Linked DNA regions of Homo sapiens: region 2 is linked to region 1. Evidence: read pairs that join two places in POLR2A ChIA-PET (ENCODE). Cell type or tissue: PC-9. All regions are shown on one strand. Each heading gives the region's core, and the rest is flanking DNA. Links, peaks and the distances in the headings are about the cores only.

Region 1 (7,566 bases), core at 1,887-5,886:
GTATGTATAGGGTAAAGTAGAAAGAGAAAGAGCTGATTCCTGAAGATCCTGCTATGAGAAGCAGAAGGATGAAACTGATGGATAAAATTGAGTAACTGGGAAGTGCTGACATTGTTATCATTATTTTGTAGATCTTTGTTAAAGTGTCCCACAGATAACATTTCCCTTATAATACCCCTCAATCAGGACACAAAGAAAGCTAAGGTATCTGGGACACGTTAAAAACCTGGTTTCTTTTTTCTTTTTTTGAGATGGAGTCTCACTCTGTTGCTTAGGCTGGAGTGCAATGGCGCGATCTCGGCTCATTGCAACCCCTGCCTCCTGGGTTTAAGCAATTCTCTTGCCTCAGCCTCCTGAGTAGCTGAGACTACAGGCACGCGCTACCACATCTGGCTAATGTTTGTATTTTTAGTAGAGACGGGGTTTTGCCATGTTGGTCAGGCTGGTCTCGAACTCCTGATCTCAAGTGATCCGCCCGCCTCGCCTCCCAAAGTGCTGGGATTACAGGCGTGAGCCACGGCACCCAGCCTGCTTAGCTTTTTGGTAAAGCATTATGAGACTAAACCAGGGAGTGATTCTCACAGAGGAGGATTTAGAGAGCATATTTTGGTGTTTGGGAAATGAGAAGCTAGACCAACCCTTTGTTAGTAGGAAATGAGAGTGAAATGAAAGATCAAGAGGTTAGGCCAGTAAATGAAGCTGAATTGAAGGTATGTTGAGAGTGAGAAATTTCAGGAGAAACTCTGCAAGAAAGCTGGAGTTTCCCTATAATTAGCATGACAAGGGCAAGGCATATAATCCTTGTAAAGGGGTCTTAACACAGTATTACCTGTGTCCCTTTGATATGCTGTGGGAAGGAGTGGGAGCTGGCAGGTGGGCTGTAAGGCAGAATGTGAGGCAGGGGATGCTTATTTCTGGAGGCATGGCTCCATGGTGGCACGGAGACCAATTAGCATCTTAAATCCCCATGATTGATTACCTGTAGATTAGGGTTTGGTGTTGGTGGGAAGTGAAAATTGTGGTCGGCTGACAGCCTGCATGTTTATTCATTCGGTCAGTCAACACGAACTTATTCAGTGCCTATCAAGCGCCAGACACTGTTTTAGGTACTGGAGATACAGTAGTGATAAGTTCCCATTTTCACGGAGCTGACATCCTAGTGGAAGCCATGGACTATAAAGAAATCGTTCTGTATTGCTAAAAGCTATGAAGTAAAATGAAGCTCTGTGGGTTAGAGTGATACCAAACTGAGGTATGATGCAAAGAGAAGAAATATTATTATTAATTTTTTTTTTTGAGATGGAGTCTCGCTCTGTCGCCCAGGCTGGAGTGCAGTGGTCCGATCTTGGCTCACTGCAACCTCCACCTCCTGGTTTCAAGCGATTCTCCTGCCTCAGCCTCCCCAGGTAGCTGGGATTACATGTGCACACCACCACGCCCAGCTAATTTTTGTATTTTTAGTAGAGACGGGGTTTCACCATGTTGGCCAGGCTGGTCTCAAACTCCTGACCTCAGGTGATCCACCTGCCTTGGCCTCCCAAAGTGCTGGGATTACAGGCGTGAGCCACTGTGCCTGGCCTCGAGAAGAAATATTCTTTGTTAAAATGAAGAGGATATTGAGGGAAGAAATTGAAATACCACATTAGCACCGTAGCCACAGAAAGGAGACAGCAGGATGACATTATTTTAAAGGCCAGTTTTCTGTTCAGTGGGTTACAAATATGTCTCCTTCATAAGGGGATAGAGTCGTCTGGGGGCAGTGAGCAAAATTACTAGAATTCCCAGCTGGTTGGATTGGCCGATGTAGCAAAGTTGATGGTTCCAGCCAAAGTTGAATTTCCTAAGATCTGAAGAAAAACACACATTTTAATATTGGTGGGTGGGTATGACTCTGCCTGCATCCCTGCATGTATGAACTCATTCTTGTTCTCTCTTTTTTAATGAGAAATATTTTCTCAGCTGTAGCAAAAACCTACAGCGTTGGTGTGAGGGGTTGAGAGAAAGGCTGCTAGTTTCTGCTGTTCCTAAATTTACATACATACTGCCACAATTGTAGGTCCCACACCTGACCTAGTTTTATTCATTTGGTTTTCTTCCAGTACCTAATTTCCTTAACCTAGATGTGGATCTGTTTAATTTCCCCAACATACACATATGCTTGTTTGTTTAGTTACATTTCTAATTCTTGGAGGATGAATCTGTCATTTGAATCTTAAGACGTGGTAAAAATTGCTGCTAAAAAGCATCTATTTGCAAAGCAGTGCTTTAAATGTTCTTTCTTGTTCTGGTTTGCCTGAATGCGTCTGTGAATGAACCACTGTTCCTCAGAAAGAAAATGGATGTTGAGGCCTGAGATCTCATTGACACAAGGATGGACGCTAACTTTGACACCCAGTTTTTTCAGCAAAGTATGACATATTTCCTTGATGTGGCTGTTTGGGTCCATCTTCAATCCATCGTTCTTCAGGTGTTTGTAATAGACACTTATCTCTTCTATTTCTGCCCAACTTTACTGTGATCACAGGAGTCAGAATTAAGGTGGGCAGAGCTCTGGGCTGGGTGTCAAGAATGCACTTGACAGCTCTTTATTTGTGACAAGTTCCTGCCCTCCTTGTGCCTTACTTTCCCTGTCGGGCTTGCTGGTGGTTCTTAGTTGAAGCATTTTAATCTCCATGGGAGGAAAGGTACAGTATGTTCTTCAATAATTCAGTACTTTTCCATCTGTCTGGGTTGGAGAGGTACACATGTACCTTGCCCCTGTTTTAGTCCCATCCCTCCATCCCCTCCTCTGTCACCTTTCATGTTGACCTCTGCTGGGCAGAGGTGGACAGAGTCTCTCACTAAATTACAGATGTAGGTGCTGTTTCATAAGGGGTGCATGAACCACTTGAAAAGCCCCGAAGGAAGTGATAAATTACTAAAGGGATGAGAAAAAGCTCGACGTGGGGTGGTGGGCGGGGGGGTGGGGATGAGAGAGGTGAGGGCAGAGGGAGACATGTAAAAAAGATTGAGGTTGAGCCTAAAGGGAAGGGCGGCTGGATGCTATCAGGAGTCTACCTGGCTCTAATCAACAGGACAGCTGTTTATCATTGCTGCTGAGGAGGAACAAAGGAAATGGGTTGAAGCAGAATTTAGATCAGGAAGAGGGTTCCTAAAATTAGTGAAATTGACCCTGGAGCAGGGTAATAGGAGAGCCTTCCTCTTAGGGACTATTAAAAGTTCCTAACAGGGACTCTTCATGGTGATGTTTGCATCCAAGATAAGAGCTAAACTGGTTTAGTTGTATCCTGTTCAGAAGCAGAGGAGTGAAATCCCAGAGCAAAGAAACACGATCTGGGGTGTATGAATCTGAACACAATTGTTCAAAGGCAAGGATTTCCCAAGTCCAAATTTGGCACAAATGAAAAAGAACTTGGGTGCTGGGTGGAACTGGTTTTTTTCCATTGTTGACCTGGCAGAACTTTCTTATCTGAGCAGCTGAGCAGGTTTGATGCTTTTATGAAGCAAGATAGAAGCAAAAATATGGGCCAGCATGAGGGTGATGATCACAGAAAAACAAAAGGTGTGGTATTTGTGGAAATAGTACTATGCCTAATGGAATCAGAGAGGAGACGGGAGGGAGGGAAAGAGAGAGGACTGGGCAGTTGTTAGCAGCTACACATACAAGTGGCTTCAGCTGCCAAATAATTCAGAATACTTCATATGCCCTTTAGGTGCCCTGTGAAAAAGAAACTGAAGTGGATAAAGACAACCTGACTGGCTGGAGGCTTGAGTCCTAGTAATAATGTACTTTCCATTGGAAAAACTTACTCTATTCTGAGAAAATAAATTGATCTCTGTTCCTCCCCAGCACTTCCTGGTTAGAAATACCAGAATGAATTTGCTGTGATTACCTCTTTTGGGAGGAACCTGAGAGTTATGTTGGGGAGCTGGGTGCAAGTGGGAGAGCTGGGCCTGTTTAATTCCAGGCCAGTGACTCACATCTGGTCCGCTGCATGACCCTGGTGTGTACCCAGTGAAATGCAGCACACCTAGGCCACATGGTTTTAGCTACCAGGAGGAAGGGGGCTCTCGTTTCTAAATTGCTTCTTTTGGCCAGCAGTGGCCTCTCTGTGATTCAGAAAGAAAAACTCTGACTCATAGGCCATGTAACTAGGCCCCCTTCCTAGGCTGCAGTGTTGCCTTGTAGAGAATTCTCCCTGCCCCCAGACTGTGGCTCTGGTTGTACAAAATCCAGTCTACAGACATCAAGGTCAGAGCAATGCTTTTTGTACTGTGCTATGGAAACATCCTGTTCCATCAGATTCATTTGGCCCAAAGCACCTAAATCATTTCTTATTTTCTCTGCCTTCCCATCATCCTGTCACGTCTGCCGCCCCCCCCGCCCGCCACCCCCACCAAAAATAAACTCTTTTAGTCCAGGCTCAACCATAAGTTCTGTTCTAAGCATCCCATTTTGATTGATGCCTGGGTTGAGTCCTGCCTCCTCCCCCTAACAAGGAAGCATACCTCCCTGTTTACAGTTCGCTAACAGTTCCTGGTTATCCATTCAGGAAATGTCAATGACCTTTTTGTGATAGGCTTAGAATCTGTTTTTCTAGTGTAAACATAATACATTTTACCTTCCCCATGACTGTTTCTCTTCCTTCCGCAACTGCTGCATCCTGGAGTCACGTTCTCCCTGATCCATCAGTGCCTGACTGAATAGCACCCTACTGCAGTAAGAAGTACCTTTGTCCAGGCTTCCTGGGTTCTTCTTGTGAGCTCCTGGTGATAAGATAACTCTGTCCTATAATTTTTGTATCCCCCACAGTGCCTCCCATAATGCCTTGTGTTTTGGCAAAGTAAATTTTGTTTGTAGGAGGTGAAGGAGAAGACCTTTGAGATCACAGGGACAATGAGGTCTGGCTAGACTTCAGAAAGCCCTGACATTCTGAAGGGGAAGGGCCTAGTGGTTAAGGTGAGAAAGTCTAAAAGCAGGCTGGCTAGAATTAAAAGCAAAACCAAACCAAGCCATTAGCAAGAGAGGCCTTAGGAGAGAGAATGGACTATCTCTGAAATGTGATCGGAAGACAGTCTTCGGGGCAGACCAAGCTTAAGAGCTATTGTTTGATATGTAGTAACAAAGCCTTGCTTTCGTTTTTCCCTGAGCTTATCTTTCCTTGGGGGCATCAGTCCTCTTTGATATTGCTTGTCTTTTATAAGAGCATTTTTGAGACCCTTTATACCTAAAGGTCTAGCAGCAGAATTGCTGCAAACAGCGTCAACTGGAGCCTCCAGTGTCCTGTCCTTTGTTAAAATCCCATAATGAGTAATTTATCATCCGCAGGGTGGCCGCCCTTACTGTTCACTCTGTACTGAGTCCGCCCACTCCCTGCCCCCCACCCCCACCACCGCTGCTTTTGCTTACACCTCGCTGCTGTTCTCCCAGACTTGGCAGGAGCACTTGGATTCTGTGTGTGCACCTGTTAGTGTGAATGTATGTTTTCCCCACCTTCTTTGTGAATTTTCAGGATTTTCATCTGTTAAATATTTTTGTCTCTTTTTCCCCCTTTGCGCTTCCTGAGGATGTCAGCCAGGACCCTATTCTGGATTTTTATTTGAGCAACTCGATTTGGCCATTTTTTTTTTTTCCATGAGAGTAAAAGTCTGAAGAGGCCTCATCTGCTGAGACTGCTTCCCTCCTGTCCCAGGATCTAGCTTGTTTTGGTTTGGGCAGTTTTGTTTAATCCAGTGAGGGTAGTAGACCTAGACCAGAATAATACTTAAGGTGCAAGGACAGGGGAACCTATGAAGCCCTGCCTGGCTTAGCCCCAAGTTTCCTGTATTAGAACACTCCTGAGACCAGTTGAGTGGGGACAAGGAAGCCTTCTCTTCTCTTATAATCTCCACAGGGTTCCTGGAGGCAGAACTGGATTCCCAGGGAGTTAACAGAACATACAGAGGAGGCACAAAAGCATTGCCACAGGTTACATATTCCTCGCCCATGCCAGCCTTATAGCTCATGGTTGAACTTGACTTCTTCCTGCTTTATTGAGAGATACAGAAATAAGAAAATCAAATATTTCTTTTCCTAGAGATGGCTTCCTGAAAGAGAGGGACCCTCTCCATCCCACCACCACTCCACCCTTCTTTGTAGACACAAGGAGGACCAGCTGGGCTAGAGACTGTTTTTTGTCACCATATCCTGTTTTTGTTAGTGTTATCAAGAATAGTACTGGGCCTTCATTTTTGCCTTCCCTCATGCTTGAAGGATTTGTGTTTTTGTGGGCCCTGGGACCTTGGGGATGGGCTGTAGGTCTAAAACAATGATAAAGTAGGAAGTGGGAAGTGGTCACGTGTCTGAGTTCCCAGAAGTACCCCCCTCGGCCTACAGGCTGAACACTGAAACTACTGGGATCTGAGCCAGGCTAGAGGAGGCTTCTGGATGGGCAGGCTCTACCTTTCCTCTCCAGAACTACTGGGATCACAGGATGTTCCTGACTCTCTCTTCCCTGTCTCTTTGGAGATTCTTTTTTTTGGGGGTTGGAGGGGGGTGGTGGGAGTGGGGACAGAGTCTTGCTGTTGCCCAGGATGGAGTGCAGTGGGGTGATTTTGGCTCACTGTAGCCTCTGCCTCCCAGGTTCAAGCGATACTTGTGCCTTAGCCTCCTGAGTAGCTGAGATTACAGGCGTGCACTACCATGCCCGGCTAATTTTTGTATTTTTAGTAGAGACAGGTTTTCACCATATTGGCCAGGCTGGTCTCGAACTCCTGGCCTCAAGTGAGCTGCCTGCCTCGGCCTTCTAAAGTGCTGGGATTACAGGTGTGAGTCACTGTGCCTGGCCTCTCTTTGGAGACTTCTAATATCTCCAAAATATTCCAAATATTTCCCTTCTTTCCTGGAATTAGGAAGTAGCTTCAGATGGGGGGGTTCTATCTGAGCTTAGTTTATATGCTATTCTTTCACCCTTTCTCCCTCCTCCTCCTCCTCCCATGAACAGCCTGCCATGCTAACTGCATTATACTTCTCTTTCTTCCTGTTTCTCTCCCATAGGAGAGGGCTGAACCCCCCTCATCGTGTCAAGTCAATCTCCATGACAACTTTCACTGAGCCTGAAGTAGTATTCCTGCAATCCCGTGGAAATGAGGTGAGCTGCCACCGATGGAGTGGTGAGAAGGTCACCTATCTGCAGGTGGGGCTTTGCCTCAAGATTGTAGGGAAACCTTACGGTTTTATTTTTGGTTGAGTTTCTCTTAATTTTTTCATATGTATGATTTCTTTCCTTAGGTATATTTACAGAATCTTTATTCTGTTATACAAATCATGGTTTGTCTAGGCCTCCTTTTCAGGAGTCAGGGGAAGTAGCAATATCGTTGTAGGATGTGGCACCTGAGCAATGGAGGGGTAGAATGACCAGAGCTCCAGAGCGTGAGCATTCAGAGTTGACTGGGCCAGCCCCTCTGAGGAAGCTTTCCTGGAGCCAGCTCTGCTGCCTTCAGCCTCGACAACCTGGATTTAAGTGCATATCTTGTACTGGAAAGTGACTTAAACCCCTTCCCTAGCTAAATCTGCCGATCAGAAGT
Region 2 (7,566 bases), core at 1,641-5,640, 240 kb after region 1:
CTTGAACATGGGAGGGAAGGCAGAGGTTGCAGTGAGCTGAGACTGTTGCATTGCACTCCAGCCTGGGTGACAGAGCAAGACTCCCCCTAAAGAAAAAAAAATTTTGTGTCATAGTAGGGGGACGGCTGTCCCTAGGCTGATTCTTTTCCCTTCCCAGTTGTCAGAGTCTCCTGGTAGATGAGCAGCAGATTCCAGCGGAACAGCAGGAGAACCCGAGTGGAAACTGCAGGGCGGCCGACCTCCGCAGGGCGCGGGAAAAGTGCGAGGCAGCGCTCCGGGCTCCTGTGTGGGCCCAGTGCGCCTCCCGCATAGACCTCACGCCCTTCCTGGTGGACTGTGCAAACACCCTCTGTGAGTTCGGAGGTCTCTACCAGGCCCTCTGCCAGGCTCTGCAAGCCTTCGGGGCCACCTGCCAGAGCCAGGGGCTCAAGCCCCCACTCTGGAGAAACAGCAGCTTCTGCCGTGAGTGTGCCCTGCTGTCACCCCAAACCCCTCCCAAACCCCCTTTCCCTCTCTGCTTCCCTGAGAGCTCCCTCACTCTCCTTCCTGTTCGTTCCTGACTAACTCAGCCCTCATTGTTTCTTTGACAAGGACTATTTTTTAATTTTTATATAAAATTTTTTTTGCTGGGTGTGGTGGCTCACGCCTATAATCCCAGCACTTGGGGAGGCCAAGGTGGGTGGATCACCTGAGGTCAGGAGTTCGAGACCAGCCTGGCCAACATGGTGAAACCCCATCCTACTAAAAATACAAAATTAGCCGGGTGTGGTGGCACATGCCTGTAATCCCAGCTACTCGGGAGGCTGAGGCAGGAGAATTGCTTGAACCTGGGAGGCGGAGGTTGTAGTGAGCCGAGATCGCGCCGTTGCACTCCAGCCTGGGCAAAAAGAGCAACACTCCATCTCAAAAAAAAAAAAAAGTGTCTTTTAGTATCTTGATAAAGTTGTGCAACCATCACTACTATATAACGCCAGAAACTTTTACAATTTAAAACAGGAATTCAATAGAGTTTTTTTTAATAGGTAACACATTTGCAGGATTCAAAAACGTATAAAGTATTAAAAAATTTAAAATACTTTTAAAGTATTAAAAGATACCCAGTAGGTTGGGTGTGATGGCTCATGCCTATAATCTCAGCAATTTGGGAGGCTGAGGTGGGTGGATTGCTTGAAACCAGGAGTTCGAGACCAGCCTGGGCAACATAGTGAGACCCAATCTCTACAAAAAATTACCAAACTAGCTGGGTATGGTGGTGCATGCCTGTGGTCCCAGCTACTTGTGGGGGTGAGGTGGGAGGATCACTTGAGCCCGGCAGTGAACTGTGATTGCATCCCTGCACTCAAGTCTGGGTGACAGAGTGAGACTCTCAGAAAAAAAAAAATTCTCCCCAAAAAACAAAAAAAGATACCAGTGTACCGTCTCCCTCCCACCCTCACCCCATGGGCCTGGTTCATGTCTCAGTATTTTTCCCAAGACCACTTATTTATGCATATATAAACAAATTCAAATTTATATTCGTGGCTGGGTGCAGTGACTGACACCCGTAATCCAAGCACTTTGGGAGTCCAAGAAGGGAGGATTGCTTGAGGCCAGGAGTTTGAGACCAACCTGGGCAATATAATGAGACCCCCGCATCGCTACAAAAAAATTAAAAAAACAAAAGACAAGAAAACTATATGCTCTGTGCTTTTGGAGTTTTGCCAATCTGAGAATTGAAAAACAACGTCTTATTATTTTTTTGCCAGTGTTTCATAAGAAGGTTTATTTTATTTATTTTTTTATTTTATATATATTTTTTGAGACAGAATCTCGCTCTGTCACCAGGCTGGAGTGCAGTGGTGTGACCTTGGCTCACTGCAACTTCCACCTTCTGGGTTCAAGAGATTCTCCTGCCTCAGCCTCCCAAGTAGCTGGGACTGCAGGCACGCACCACCACACCCAGGTAATTTTTGTATTTTTAGTAGAGACAGGGTTTCACCATGTTGGCCAGGTTGGTCTCGATCTCTTGACCTTGTGATCTGCCTGCCTTGGCCTCCCAAAGTGCTGGGATTACAGACGTGAGACATCTCAACCGGCCAAGAAAGTTTATTTTTCTTTAAAACACTCTCGCGTTCCAGGAGCAAAGCAGAGGTGCAGGGGGTGCTGCAGAGCTTCTCAGGGCCAGTGGAGGCAACATGAGCACAGCAGCCTGAGCTGGCTGAAGGGTCAGGGTGAAAGCAGCACACAGGTCCCGTGCAGAAGGGGGCCGCTGCTCAGCTGCCCCACAGCTGCTGGGCATCACTGTGGGTCCAGTGTGACCAGATCCTCTGATTTTTTTTTTTGAAAGAAGCTATAAGCCTGAGTTTTTATTTGACATTGCTATACTTTTTTTTTTTTTTTTTTGAGTCTCACTTTGTAGCTCAGGCTGGAGTCTATGATCTCGGCTCACTGTGACCTCTGCCTCCCAGGTTCCAGTGAATCTCCTGCCTCAGCCTCCGAGTAGCTGGGATTACTGGCATGTGCCACCACACCCAGCTAATTTTTGTATTTTTAGTAGAGACGGGGTTTCACCATATTGGCCAGGCTGGTCTTGAACTCCTCACCTCAGGTGATCCACCTGCCTCAAGCCTCCCAAAGTGCTAGGATTACAGGCATGAGCCACTGCACCTGGTCATGAAAAATAACAAGACTTAATTTGAGTTTTTATTATGAGTGAGATTGGACATTTTTTCATGTACTTAGGAACCCTTTGAATTTCCCTTTCTGTAAACTATCTGCTCTTATCCAGTCACCATTTTTCCATTGAGTCGTTGGTCTTTACTGAACTATTTCATGGAAGTCCTTTATCTGTTATGGAAAGTAGACCTTTATTAGTGCTCTGAGTTACACAAAGTTTTCCAGTCCTTTTTGTTTTCATCTTTTGACTTTTTTTTTTTTTGCCATGCAGGACAAAAATTTTTATGGGGTCAAATATATTAATCTTGTTTTATGTCTTCTGCATCTTGAGCAATAGCTATAAATGCTAGCCCCACAGAAGCTACAAAAGAGTTTGCTGATTCTTTGCTCTAGAAATTTTGTTTGTTTGAGACAGAGTCTCACTCTGTGGCCCAGGCTGCAGTGGCACGATCCCGGATCACTGCAACCTCTGCCTCCTGGGTTCAAGCGATTCTCCTGCCTCAGCCTTCCGAGTAGCTGGGATTACAGGCACCCACCACCATGCCTGGATAATTTTTTTGTATTTTTAGTAGAGATGGGGTTTCACCATGTTGGCCAGGCTGGTCTCAAACTCCTGGCCTCAAGTGATCTGCCCGCCTCGTCCTCCCCAAGTGCTGGGGTTACAGGCGTGAGCCACCGTGTCCGGCCTGCTCTAGAACTTTTATGGTTTCATTTTTTTATATTTAAGTGGGTTTTTTTTGTGTGTGTGTGTGTGTGTGTATTTAAGTTTTTGACCCATGAAGATTTATCCTGATGTGTAAAATGAGGTATGAATCAACTTTGTTTTTGTTTTTCTCCAGAAGGCTAGCCAGCTGTTCCAATATTATTAAATGACTAGTCTGTCTTTGCGCAGGGACTGAGATACCACAATTTATCATATACTAAATTCCCATATATATTTGGATCCATATCTGAGCTTTCTCCTCTGTTCTGTCGGTCCATCTGTATTTGCATGTAGCAGTAACACAAAGTCGTAATCACTGAAAATTTAAAATGAGCTTTGGGCTGGGCGCTGTGGCTTACGCCTGTAATCCCAGCACTTTGGGAGGCCGAGGTGGGCGGATCACCTGAGGTCAGGAGTTTGAGACCAGCCTGGCCAACATGGCAAAACCCCATCTCTACTAAAAATACAAAAAATAGCTGGGCGTGCTAGTATGTGCCTGTAATCCCAGCTACTCAGGAGGCTGAGAAAGGAGAATTGCTTGAACCTGGGAGGTGGAGGTTGCAGTGAGCTGAGATTGTGCCATTGCACTCCAGCCAGGGCGGAAAGAGCGAAACTCTATCTCAAAAAAATAAATAAATGAATAAATAAAATAAAACAAAATAAACGACTTATGGAGGGCCATTCACTACTGATGGCTCTTTTTTTTAGGGAGTTCCTGGCTTTTCTGGTTTGCTTATGTCTTCAGCTCAACTTTGAAATCATCTTGTCCTATTAAAAGCACACACATATATAAAATACTTTTGGTGGCTGGGTGTGGTGGCTCATGCCTGTAATCCTAGCACTTTGGGAGGCCAAGGTGGGAGGATCACCTGAGGTCAGGAGTTTGAGACCAGCCTGGCCAACATGGTGAAACCCCATCTCTACTAAAAATACAAAAATTAGCCAGGCATGGTGGCACATGCCTGTAATCCCAGCTACCTGGGAGGCTGAAGTAGGAGAATCTCTGGAACCAGGGAGGCAGAGGCTGCAGTGAGCCAAGATCATTCCTGGGTGTCAGAGAGAGACTCCGTCCCTGCCCGTCCCCCGCAAAAAAAAAAAAAAAAAAAAAAAAAAAAAAATATATATATATATATATATACACATATATATATATACACACATATATATATACATATATATATATGTATATTTTATTGAGATCACATTAAATGTGTACATTCACTGAGGCAGAACTAACATCACCATGTTGCTGAACCTTCTTATCCATGAACATGGTATGCATTTCCATTTGTTCACACTATTTTTGCTTAAGGGCCTTTCTTTAACTCCCCCAACAGAATTAATACCTCCCTGCTCTGTGCCTCCATCATGCCTTGTATGCTCTTGCTGTCAACACACCTACTGATCATACACATCAAGGTCCTGCTGCCGTTGCTGTTTGACCACCGTCCTTCATGCTGGCTTGGGAGAGCCATTCTTGTTCCTTTTTTTTTTTTTTTTTTTGAGACAGTCTCACTCTGTTGCCCAGGCTGGAGTGCAGTGGTGTGATCTTGGCTCAATGCAACCTCTGCCTCCCAGGTTCAAGTGATTCTCCTGCCTCAGCCTCCTGAGTAGCTGGGACTACAGGCGCCCACCACCACGCTTGGCTAATTGTTGTATTTTTAGTAGAGATGGGGTTTCACCATGATGGCCAGGATGGTCTCGATCTCCTGACCTTGTGATCCACCCACCTCAGCCTCCCAAAGTGCTGGGATTACAGGCGTGAGCCACCATGCCCAGCCGCTTTTTCCTTGCTTTCCCCCAAAGCCTGGCACATAACCCATACTCAGTAAATGTTTGCTGAATGAATAACAAAAGAACAAAAAAAGCTCCCCAAGCCTTGTTGGTCATCCACCCATAGCTTGGTTTGTACAGCCCCTGCCCACCTTGGCCCCCTGTGACCCTCTCCACTGACCCACTGTCTCCTTCACCCACAGCTCTGGAATGCCCTGCCTACAGCAGCTACACCAACTGCCTTCCCTCCTGCTCACCCTCCTGCTGGGACCTGGATGGCCGGTGTGAGGGCGCCAAAGTCCCCTCTGCCTGCGCTGAGGGCTGCATTTGTCAGCCCGGCTATGTGCTGAGTGAAGACAAGTGTGTCCCCAGAAGTCAGTGTGGCTGCAAGGATGCCCATGGTGGCTCCATCCCTGTGAGTGGGCATGGGAAATGGGACTGGAGGCAACACAGCTTGAGGGCAGTGCTTTCTCCTTTTCTCTGCCTCTCTCAGCCTGGGATACCCATGACTTACAGCTGGCCCGGGGGTGTGAAGGCTGGTGTGAGTGGCACATTGATCTCCAGCCAGGTCTGGGCTGATGGCACATGGTTTGGGTTTTGGATCTGAGGAATCCAAACAAGCAGCACATGGCATGGTATAGTGGAAAGACCATGGGCTCATTTCAGCCTAACCTAGGATTGAATCCTGATGGTGCCACTGATGAGTCAGATGACCTCTGTTATATCCGTTTCCTCATCTGTAAAATGGGTTCAGTAGTACCTCCTGCACAACATATGTAAGTCACCAAGCACAAACACAGTGCCTTTTTTTTTTTTTTTTTTTTTTGAGACGGAGTCTCCCTCTATTATCCAGCAGGCTAGAGTGCAGTGGCATAATCTCTGCGCACTGCAATCTCTGCCTCCTGGGTTCAAGCCATTCTCCTGCCTCAGTCTCCTGTGTAGCTGGGATTACAGGCAAGCGCCACCACAGCCTGCTAATTTTTGAATTTTTAGTAGAGATTGGGTTTCACCATGTTGGCCAGGCTGGTCTCGAACTCCTGACCTCAAGTGATCTGCCCGCCTTGGCCTCCCAAAGTACTAAGATTACAGGTGTGAGCCACCACACTTGGCCTGCACAGTTGTCTTTTGGATGACCAAATGACACTGTGGCTGCCTCTGGCCAGCATCAATTAAGCCATTTAGATGGTGGGCCAGGCTGCTGGGGCAAGAGGAAGGAGAACTGGCCCTCCCCTCTTCACTCTTTTTTTTTTTTTTCTTGAGACAGAGTCTCGCTCTGTTGCCCAGGCTGGAATGCAGTGGTGCGATCTTGGCTCACTGCAACCTCTGCCTCCTGGGTTCAAGCAATTCTCCTGCCTCAGCCTCTTGAGTAGCTGGGATTACAAGTGTGTGCTACCACACCTGGCTAATTTTTGTATTTTTAGTAGAGACAGGGTTTCACCATGTTGGCTGGGCTCGTCACAAACTCCTGACCTCAGGTGATCCACCCGTCTCGGCCTCCCAAAGTGTTGGGATTACAGGCGTGAGCCGCCGCGCCCAGCCCCCTCCTCACTCTCTTTCTCTTCCTGTAACTTCTACAGCTGGGCAAGAGCTGGGTCTCCAGCGGTTGCACGGAGAAGTGTGTCTGCACGGGAGGAGCCATTCAGTGCGGGGACTTCCGATGCCCCTCTGGGTCCCACTGCCAGCTCACTTCCGACAACAGCAACAGCAATTGTGTCTCAGACAGTAAGGGGAGCGACCGGGGAGGTTGGAGAGGGGAGCACCTGTGGCCAGGGCGGAGGTGGAGGAAGAGGCAGGGTGGGAAGGGGCTTAGCCTGAACCCCAGCACAGTCAGGGGTTGGGGCGGGCGACTGGATCAGGAGGCCTGGCCTCCAGTTTAGCTCTTGCTAACTCTGTGGCCATGTGCCAGGTCCTGATCCCCTCTGGGACCCTCCACCTGCAGGGCAAAAAGAGGGGACTGGTCAAGGAGATCCTCCAAAGTTTTTCTTTTCTTGTTTGTTTGTTTTTTGAGATAGGGTCTTGCTCTGTTGCCCAGGCTGGAGTGCACTGGCACCATCATATAGCTAGCTGCAACCTCAAATGCCTGCAATCATGTGATCCTCACATCTCAGCCTCCCAAGTAGCTGGGACTACAGGCATGGACCACCACACCCAGCCAATTTTGCTATTTTTTTTCTAGAGATGGGGTCTTGCTATGTTGCCCAAGATGGGCTTGAACTCATGGGCTCATGTGTTCCTCCTGCCTCAGCCTCCTAAAGTGTTGGGATTACAGGCATGAGCCACTGTGCCCGCCCCCTCTAAGGTTTTTAATCAGGCCAGGAGATAGAGAAAATTGAAGATCAAGGATCCAGGGAGGCTGGGCATGGTGGTTCATGCCTGTAATCCCAGTACTTGGGAGGCAGAGGTGGAAGAATCACTTCAGCCCAGGAATTTAACAC

Evidence for each region. Peaks named below come from ENCODE experiments on the same cell type or tissue, not always from the same donor. Only the 100,000 strongest peaks of a DNase experiment are listed, where the experiment ranks them.
Region 2: POLR2A ChIA-PET joins it to region 1 with 7 read pairs; 3 of 35 experiments call an interaction of 5 or more read pairs at or near these places.

The regions. Positions count from the first base shown.
Region 1 is chr7:100,541,786-100,549,351 of GRCh38, forward strand. AGFG2 (ArfGAP with FG repeats 2) reads left to right here. Exons shown (of 12, transcript NM_006076.5): 2 at 7,037-7,130. LOC124901708 (a long non-coding RNA gene) reads right to left here and starts at 4,711. Exons shown (of 2, transcript XR_007060453.1): 1 at 4,623-4,711; 2 at 1,682-1,847. RefSeq lists a silencer at 333-422. In PC-9, for the core only: no CTCF peak of the experiment used is centred there; DNase peaks (open chromatin) are centred at 3,406, 4,036 and 4,566; H3K4me3 peaks cover 2,101 bases; H3K27ac peaks cover 4,000 bases.
Region 2 is chr7:100,779,289-100,786,854 of GRCh38, forward strand. ZAN (zonadhesin) reads left to right here. Exons shown (of 48, transcript NM_003386.3): 35 at 158-462; 36 at 5,335-5,546; 37 at 6,709-6,853. Among named protein-coding and RNA genes, the nearest start is that of EPHB4, 44 kb to the right of the region's middle. RefSeq lists an enhancer at 5,437-5,936. In PC-9, for the core only: no CTCF peak of the experiment used is centred there; no DNase peak of the experiment used is centred there.